Regions from separate parts of the Homo sapiens genome. Here region 1 is linked to region 2. Evidence: read pairs that join two places in POLR2A ChIA-PET (ENCODE). Cell type or tissue: GM12878. All regions are shown on one strand.

Evidence for each region. ChIA-PET counts read pairs that join two places held together with the same protein. Peaks named below come from ENCODE experiments on the same cell type or tissue, not always from the same donor. Only the 100,000 strongest peaks of a DNase experiment are listed, where the experiment ranks them.
Region 1: POLR2A ChIA-PET joins it to region 2 with 7 read pairs; 4 of 35 experiments call an interaction of 5 or more read pairs at or near these places.

Annotation. Positions count from the first base shown.
Region 1 is chr4:108,331,468-108,336,467 of GRCh38, forward strand. No RefSeq gene overlaps it. Among named protein-coding and RNA genes, the nearest start is that of LEF1, 170 kb to the left of the region's middle. RefSeq lists an enhancer at 1,717-4,410. In GM12878, no CTCF peak of the experiment used is centred here; a DNase peak (open chromatin) is centred at 2,194.
Region 2 is chr4:108,115,843-108,120,842 of GRCh38, forward strand. All of the region lies in intron 3 of LEF1 (lymphoid enhancer binding factor 1), which reads right to left. Among named protein-coding and RNA genes, the nearest start is that of LEF1-AS1, 49 kb to the right of the region's middle. RefSeq lists enhancers at 777-936, 1,531-2,040, 2,608-2,887 and a silencer at 1,127-1,196. In GM12878, no CTCF peak of the experiment used is centred here; DNase peaks (open chromatin) are centred at 1,084 and 2,789; H3K27ac peaks cover 682 bases.

The sequences.
Region 1 (5,000 bases), 220 kb after region 2:
ATAGAGCCTGAGGTTTATCCACCAGCTATCATGTTGATGTTACTTTTTTGGTATAGCATCTATAGCAAATGAAAGTCCTCTTCTATTCCTGGCGACTGAGATTGTTATTGTTTTATCACAAGGAAATATAAATTTCATGAAACTCTTTTGCATTCATAGATGTTTTTCTTTCTTTTCTCCTTTAACACTGGGGTTTCTGATATTAAACCATTGTATTTTTGGGAAAAACCACACTTGGCTTGTTGTTAAATACATTATTTGGTATTTACTTAGATCACATGTTATATAGAATTTTTCCACCTATACTCATAAGTTAAATAGACCTGCAATTTTTTTCTTGTGCTGTCCATACTGGTTTTAGAAATCAACGTTTTATTAGCCTCCTAAAATGAGTTAGGCTGCTTTCCTCCTTTTCTGTGTTCTTTAACTTGGAGGTTTTGTGGCATGCCTCTGTTACAGAGTGGCCTTCTTTTCCTTTCCACACTTCCATCTTCTCATGCCTGGTTTGGTTTACATGCACCCCTTCATGGTCTGTGCCTTCTTTTCTGACTCTGTGTTGCTTATATACAGCAGGCAGTGAAAATTTATACCGTTGGGCTCAGATGTGCATTTAATGGTAACAATTTTTTATGACTGACTCAAACTTCCTTATGATCCCTTCATGAGGTCAGTGATAGAGGCAGGGAAGGACAACATAAGGGTATGTGGTGGTACTGAAATTTGCAAAATATAAAGAAAGTATCTCAGTAACATGGTTTAACACAATTGCATTTTGAATAAATATTCTCTCCCCTCTCTCTCTCTCTTAGGTTCTAAGATGATTTCTTTGGTTCGAGGCACATTTTCTTGCATTTGTATTGATGACGGGAAGGGAAGCTGGCTATCTGCATATGTGTTTACTTGACAACAGACAAGCTGAAGAGGCATCGGAAGACCAGAGGGCAGCCCAAGCAGTCCCTCTAGTCACAACACAGGCACATAACATACGCAGATGCCTTCTTAGGAAAGTAGTCATGGGGATTGGGGAAGTTTTGAGACAAGACAAATGGCCATTGAACTTGAATGAAAATAAACCAACCTGAATGAAACTTTTAATACTGAGAGACACTGAACTTACTTTAATTAGGAAGTTTAAGTATTTTTTCCTTACTACTCAGTTATAGAAACATAAAGAATGCTCCAATGTTTACATATTTCAGTGTGGTGGATAAAAATCTGACCCTACTACAATGAGACTAACAATTTTGGCTTCCTTAATTTGGAACCTTACCCATTGGAGACCTTGTTTCCTGGTCTCCCCAGATCCTATCCCCTTCCTGGTTCTGCGCCAGAGAAACGGGTACTGGGTAGAAAGCTGCAGTCCATACTGGCTATACTGCTAGTGAGCTATATGACCACTCTGCCTCTTAATTTTCTAACCCATAAAATGGGAAGACTAAAATAAATGAACCTTGAAATCTTTCCAGCTTATGGATATTTTTTTCACAATCTTCCCCCATCCCAGCACTTTCTTCTCTTTCTCTTCAGGGTGTATTTCAAGTGAGAGGATAGTCAGATTTTCCTAATCAATGATTCAATTTTATTTGCTCCCTTCATTGATGTCTCTGTGGATTTGACTTAGGAACAGGTCACGCTGTGTCTATAAAATGATAACACTGGTTCAAGTCCAGTTAGATTCCATAGCTGCTCTATATGGCATATTGCTCCTCTCACCTCCCTCCTTCCCCACTTTCTTCTTCAGAATAGTTCATTGTGAAGAATTCCACTGGCATTTCATACCCTTCAAGTTCTACATCATACAGCTGGTGTGGCTCTAAACGTAGGTTTTAAAAATCAAAAGCACCAAAGCAGAGAGTCTGGCTGGATCAGGAAAGCAATAGTGCAATTTTCTGATAACACTGTTTCCCCAACAAAACATAAATCTGAACAAATGAATCTTACAGAATCACTGGTGCTGGGGAGAATTCTTTTTTTTTTTTTTTTTTTTTTTTTGGTGCCTGGTAGGGTTATTTCCCATCTTCCAAAGCCTAAGCCCTAATGAGCTCCAGGGGGACAGAAGTCTGTCAATCACAGGGTACTTTTCAAGTATAGTCATCTCTGCCCCATCAGAGAACCACGAGGCATGAAATAATTAGAAAGCCCAGAATAACTGCTCTGTTTTACAAGAGCAAAATCCGTATGTGGATCATTTACATAAACTTGTCACTTCCCATTACAGTTCTAATGTCGGCTGGGTAGTAATCGCAGGCATGCTGGGGGAGGGGAGGTCAAGGTAGGCTGCGCCTCCATACTGGAAGCCTAAGGTACGCATGTGCTGTGCCTGTCACCACCCCCACCTGCACTGCCTACTGAATTAATGGAAAGTATCTTTTCTTTTCCATTAAATAAGAACTATTCATGCTGCTATGGCAGCAGACCCTGTGCTTAAGAGAGAGAAAAAAAGCGCTTTTGCATCAAGCTATTGTTGGGGGAGAATTCACTTTGAGGAGTATTTCAAAGCTGATCCGATTGGGGAAAGAATCATGTTAAATATTTGCTATGAAATATTTATAAGAAGAGCACAGGAGCAATTGACAAAGTTGCCTGGGAAAATAATCATTTCTCCTCATTTGGACATTTTAGGTTGGGGGGTTTAAATGCCCTACGGAGAACTTATATAAGTGCAAATACATGTGTGATGTGTGTTCACAAATGCGCGTGTGCATACACACATACAAGCACACTCACACACATGGTTGAATGGATTGATAGGATTTAAGCCAATCTGCATCTGAATGCTATTTCCCAAATACGGCAGCAATAAGAGGTCACTGAGGACTCTCTTGATAATTGTGTTTGAAGAAGCCCTGTGCTGATGCCGGCAGAGCAGGGCGCCTTAGCTGTACCCAGGCAGCCATGGCCATGTGGCAGGCAGCCATCTTACAGGTGCTTTTTATATACCACACCCTAAGAAAGGGACTCTTGAAGGGGACAGACTCCCCTCAACCCTACCCTTTATTCCATCAGTTTGATACCCGGGTGTATGCATTGAGAAAGGAAAAGGATGATTTGTTTGAAGCCAGAATAAATGTTATCAGAGTACAGTGTTGCCATCTATGTGGCTTGTGGGTTAAAAAGAAATTAGCACCGAAACCCTGCCCACCTGAATATACAATTATGTAATAAAATGTGGCAGATGATTTATTGACTTATATGGTTAAAAGAAGGTCTGTATCAACTGTATATAATTTCAATATCTGTGGGGCTCTTCTCTGTATCAGGAAGAGAGAAATGAAAATATTCTGTTTTCATGCAATGTGTCCAATAAATAAATCACATATTTAACTCAGTATTTGCCACATAAGCCTTGCAATCATTTTATGTAGTATTTTATACTACTGTGAAACTAGTGTACTGTAGTGTGATTAGCATAAGCAACCAAAGAGCTAACTAGGTAGTGTATACCTTGTTACTGATGCTTATTTTAGCCTAGAAATTCTATAGAGGATTTTGCTCTATGCCAGTTTTATTAATCAACAAGCACATAGGCTTCTGGCCAAAAGGGTGAGTGCTCTGAAATGTCCAGCTGCAGTCATCTCTATAGTATCCGACTTTGTCTGAGAGGACCAAGATCACCTAGCAGTGACGCAGGCAGAAGGAAGATGCACGGGCGTGGTGGGGGTCTGAACCACAGCCAGGCTGTTTCTTATCTAAGAGTTCACCAAGTGGGAAAGCATTGTGGATGGATTTAAATCAGCTTTTTTCTCCAACCCCCCTCCCTTGCACACAACAAAAGTCTAAATCCCTTTTCAGGCCAGATTGCCCCATTTCCCTGCATGGGCCAGGCAGATTGGAAACATGTTTGTCATTCAGCTTTTCTCCGGGCTAATCAGGAGACACTGGGGTGGTGGGATTTCTGCCTTTCATCTATGGAGCCTGCCTCTAAAAACAGCCGTGCAGAGGCCTCTAGGCCTGCTCGAGAGCTGGGCTGCCTGTCATCTCTGCAGACAGATATAAAAATATTGTTAACCACGAGCCTAAGCAGAGGGTTTAACAGGGATTTGAATCTAAAATGTGATACTCCACATAGACCAACTTGATTTGGTCCAACAGAGCCGAACCCCTTATTCTGTTCTAACAAAGTGTGTCACATAATGGAGGAGATTTTGATGGGATTTACGACGTCTCTGTTTCAGGCCTGTTGCTGAATAGATGTAAACTGTGAATGAACGTAGCTGCCTCCTGAGCTATCATGACAAGAGGCCTTGGTCCATCTGACTGACGCATCAAGGTCTTATTGGAGGACAGCTTTCAAGTTCACGGGGGTGCTCTCCCGAGCATGCAGTGGCAGCTGTGCCAGGCAGGTGTGAAGCAGTGAGGTTCCTTGTGGAGCCACAGCCAGTGTCAGAGGGTTGCTACACACTGATTCCCATAACTCCTATATTGGGAACTTAAGTGACCTTTTGAACCTGACAATTCTGGACAATATTACTTGTAAAGACAATGGACACCAATCATGAGGAGGGAGTATAAAGTGGTGGCTAGAGTCTAAGAGGGCATAGTTTGACTCTTGGCTTCTCCACTCACCAGGAAACCTGGGCTAGATCACTCTCAACAACTCGGTTTCTTCATCTATAAAATGGGAATAACAATTGTATTTTCTCCCTTAAATTGTTTTGAGGAATATGGGAGGCTGTGCATGTTCAGGACTAAGTCTAGACCATAAATCCTTGATATACAACATTGCTAGCTACTGCTTGCAGCTCCATGGCAGTTAAGAAGAGCTTGGGACATTACCTGAACCACAGGCTGACTCACTCATAGCTCCACTGTCTGAAAAAGCAATGGACAACATTCCAGAAGCAGAAATGAGGCAATGACATCCAGTCATATCCATCTGCCAAGAGACTCTTTTGGAAAGTCCTACATTTCAGGCATAAGCAAAATCTAGAAAATAATATAATGAACACTCATAGATGTGTCACAGAACTTTGACAAATTTTAATGTTTTGCAGGGTTTA
Region 2 (5,000 bases):
ACATACACACACACACACACACACACACACACACACACACACACGGCTGTAAGGCAGGCCTGCGGTCTGAAGGCTGCAGTGCCCCTTCCTCTTTACTGCTTTCTTCCCTCTACTGAGGAGCAGTTATGGAAAGCTATTTTTGTAGAGACAATTGAGGTCCCTGACAATGACAGAAGGAAAATAAATGGTGGTTTCAATTCCAAGTTAAGCTATAGGCTCACTGCTGTGCTCCCGCCCAGGCAAGATTTTGACTCTGAGGTAAAATAAGAGAGTCAAATCTGATCAAGGTAGCTGTGTGGGAGTTGGCTTGGAACTCAAACAGTGAAAAGGGCAGGGGGACATGAGCTGGACTCAGCTGACAGGAAAGAGAAACAGTAAGCAAGAAAAAAGGGTGCAGGCCAGGCACAGTGGCTCACACCTGTAATCCCAGCACTTTGGGAGGCCGAGGTGAGAGGACTGCTTGAACCCAGGAGTTCAAGACCAGCCTGGGCAACACGGTGAAACTCCATCTCTACAAAAAAATAGAAAAGTTAGCTGGGCGTGGTGGCACATGCCTGTGGTCCCAGCTACTTGACAGGCTGGGGTGGGAGGACTGCTTGCGCCCAGGAGGTAGAGGCTGCAGCAAGCTGTGATTGCACCACTGTACCCCAACCTAGGCAACAGAGCAAGACTGTCTCAAACAAAAAGAAGGGACCAAAGAGCCCTCCGAGTCCACTTCTGAACCACACTAGAGTACAGTACACCCCAATTAACCCTCATGATGGCCACACACATAAAATCCAACTTGAGAGCTGTTTGCCCTGAGGGCTGTCAAGAGTCTTACTTCAGGGCAAAGTGGAACAGTATGTGGTGGGAGCCTGGATTCTGGGGCCTGGTGAACCTGGGTGTGAATCTTGGCTTTGCTTCTCACTGGCTGTGTGCCCTGTGTGTTTTCACATCCCTGTCTCTCAGTTTCCTGTAAGGTAAGGATAATAGGATCTGCTTCAGCAAGTTGTGGAGAGGATTCAATAAGTTAGTATTAGAGTGCCAAGAACAGTGCTGGGCACATCATAAGCACTGTGTAAGTGCCCACAAGTAAAGAGACTGGTCACATTCTATAGCTTCAAGCCCACAAGATGCCAAAGGTGGCAACGTGTGACACAGAGTGCCCTCACTGTGAGACATCACTGTACACAATTCACATTCACACATCCTCTTTTCTGTGAAGAGGTTAGCCTTTTCATCTGATAAGCAATTAAGGTTCTTTCTTTGATTTTATTTCTTTTGTTTCTCCTCATTAGAATCAACCCATGTAAAACATTTAGAAAATCTAAACAAAAATTACCTAATACTGCCACCCAGAAAAAAACTTAGAGATAAATTTCTTCCTAATTTTTCTCCATTATACCTTCACATATAAACATTTTTTAAAAAAAACCCTGATATTATTTTATAATCTAATTTACTCGACATGTTGTAAATATTTTACCGTGATTAAATATTTTAACAGAATTTTTAATGGTTGCACGGTTTAACTATAGTGTAATTTACCACTTGTTAGCATCTTTATGACAAGATTCAACCTCCACCTTTCTATTCCCACCATTTGCACATCCCAAAAGAAAATGAAAGCATAACAAAGCTTTTGACAGCCACCCCCAAACAGGTGTTCTTCAGTAACTTTCTTCCCAGCTGGGCTACGCCACAGTGCTCAGAAAATGGCTCCTAGAAAAGCCTCTCCATTTGAGCTACAGCTTCTGCAGTACAAGGTTCTGTAAGGGCAGCTCTTGCAGCCGGCTGAGTGTCACCACTCCAGGAATGTCTGACCTTTCCCAGGGCTTTGATCAAACGACCTCCTGCTGAGCAGAACTGGCCAGAGAGAAGCTTTGCGGGGAGGGGGAGGAAGAGCAGGGAGGGGATCAGGGTGGGCGTGAAGGGTCCCAGCAATGGGCAGCTCGCCAGCCTCTGCAGGGTGACTGGAAAGGTCTGACTGGAAGAATCTTAGAGATCACCTCCCAAGTCCCCATTTTAGAGATAAGAAAACCAAGGCTCAGGAAGATAACAGGACTTAATTAGCACTTGTGAAATATAACTTAATATTAGCAGTGATAACAGCCACAATTACTATTACTAGCATTTGGGGCAGTCATTATGAGCCAAGTACTATGCTAAATAAATGTTCAGTCCCAATGACTACTCTGTGAGATTGCTATCATTATTTCCATTTTAGGGAGTAGGGAGTGGGGAGTGACGAGGCTTAGACTAAATGAGTTGCATAAGATCCCACAGCTAACAAGTAGTAGAGGTAGGAGTCAAATCCAGATCTTTCACCAAAGTCCATGATCCTTTTAAGCATACCACAAGAACAAATAATTATTTTTATTTCCATTGCATTGTTTTCTAAAAGATGAGCTTATTAATACTTACTGCTAACTTGGAAGGTGGCAAAGAATTCATGCTTTCATCTCTAGTCATCTTTTCACAAATCTACATTTCTGCATTTGCTAAACAGTGACATAAAAATACTCAACAGATCGATTTGTCAACAGTCAAGTTCCATACATTTTATACAAAAATGATTTTGAGTGCGAAACTTAGGCTTAATGCGAACTGTGAATTGTCATGCTATAGTTAAACTAACATGAAGGTAAAAGACTGCATAAAACACTATACACCCAATGAATGACATGTGAAAAGACATTACTTCTAAATATCTATGTAAGGCCACCTCAGGTTTAGAAAGGCCTTAGGCCAGGGACTCTCCCAAGTACATAATTACAATGCTTCTCTTAGATGATTGTCAGGTAGAAGACAGAGATTTCAAATAGTTTGTTTACCTATTTTTTTTAAAGGCTCTTTCTCAGTATGACTCATGTGAACAATTTAAACAAACAGCTGTGGCAGGAGATGGCCACTGCAGCCTGCTCGAGTAGGTAAAATGTACTGAACCTGTGTGGTTAATTAGATCAATCTTGACTCATTTTCTTTAATGAGACAGTATAACACACAACGTCCACCAGACCTGTTTTCTGGGTTTTGTTTTACATAATTTGTTGTTACGGTCTAATCTATTCTTGAGCTTCTTTTTGGTTAAAGCACCAACTTTCTAACTATTTTTTTTTCAAACAAAGATTTTTTTGTGTATATTCAACATCATGCATCCTTGTGAGGGAACTATACCGCACAGTACATGATTTGTGATGAAATACAGTCAAGCAACTTACACCAAAGAAAAACACATGAAAATAAGATTTTTTAAAAAACATTTTTTTTCAATTTCTTTGCCTTTCAAGCAGGTCAGCTATACAGATTATAAGTGTAGAACTGAAAGCTAACTCCCACATACGAGATAAAAGTTCAACATCAGGTGATGGAAAATCACATATTGAGGAGAAAAGTCAGTCCTTGGGTTCTAAATCATTTGTCTTTGTTTTCTGTTAAAATGGGGAAATTTTCTATCTTTTTTCCTTTCATTTAGAATAGATAATTTCTATTCCTGATCACCTTTAAATGCACACACTGAGGTTTTGTTTTCACTGACTAAACCCTAGGGATATGACTAATTCTCATCATAAATTTTCATTCAAGAAATTTCTGAGTCCATATTACATATTGAACCTAATAATAGAGTTCAGATTTATGATGCTCAAAATGTCATGTAAGAGTATTATGGTAATGTACAAAATGAAATACTGAGAATCACCACACTTTTCAGGAAGTCCCACTGTAAGGCAAAAGATTAAAATAAAAAACCCTCAATAAAAGGTGTGAAGGTCTTTGCCAGTTTCAGGATGTGGCCTGTTTGGGAGTATGTTGAATGATCTGCCCCATCACGATAGCCTTCATTACAAAAAGAAACACATATGTACCTGTGCATTTGGTAGCCTCAAGTCTTTCCTATAAGGCGGCCTAAAAGTTTGACTTAGTAAACTGGTGGTTCTCCAACTTTTGGTTTCAGCATCCATTTATAATCTTGAAAATTACTGAGGACACCCAGGGAGCTTTTGTTTATATGGATTATATCTATCAATATTTATCATATTGGAAACTGAAACTGAGAAAATTAAAAAATATTTATTAATTTGCTTAAAAAACAATCTGTTTAAATTGTTACATGTGAACATAAATATTTTTATAGGAAGTTGTACCATTATATGTGTATATTTTATATATGTGTGTGTGTGTGTGTGTGTGTGTGTGTGTGTGTGTGTATGTATGTATATATTTAAAAGAAGGGTCTCACTCTGACACCCAGGCTGGAGTGCAGTGGTGTGATCACGGCTCAATGTAGCCTTGAACTCCTGGGCTCAAGGAACCCTCCTGCCTCAACCTCCCAAGAAGCTGGGACTACAGGTATGTGCCACCACCCCCAGATAATTCTTTATATTTTGTAGAGATGGGGTCTCGCTTTGTTGCCCAGGCTGGTCTCAAACTCCTGGACTCAAGCAGTCCTCCTGCCTCAGCCTCCCAAAGTACTAGGATTATGTGCATGAGCTACTGTGTCCAGCCACCATTTTATGTTTTTGAAAACCTCTTTAACATCTGGCTTAATAGAAGACAACTAAATTTTCATGTCTGCTTCTGCATAAAATTTGCTGTGAAGTATATGTAGAAATTCTAGCCTCACACAGATATATAACTGGAAAGGAAAGAATTATTTTAATAGCTTTTTAAGATAATTATGAATATTCTTCTTTGATACAATGGACAAAGCAGTAATTTTTTAAAGGTCAGCTGCAATGTGGAATCTGAAACCATCAGTGAACTTTTCCTACTCTGTTACATTGAAATCCATTAATCTATCAAAGTCCTACACTTTGAATCTCTCATCCACATGTGATTTTGCAACAAACACTGATCATCTGAAAAATGTTGGGTTACTGAGTCATGTAGATTTTCCCAATGTTTACCTGTTTCATTATATAATACCACAATCACATTTGTCAATATCACCACTGAACTCATCAGAAGAGACATTAAAGGATAGGAAAGCTGTCAAGCTTATGTTGCGGAATACAAGA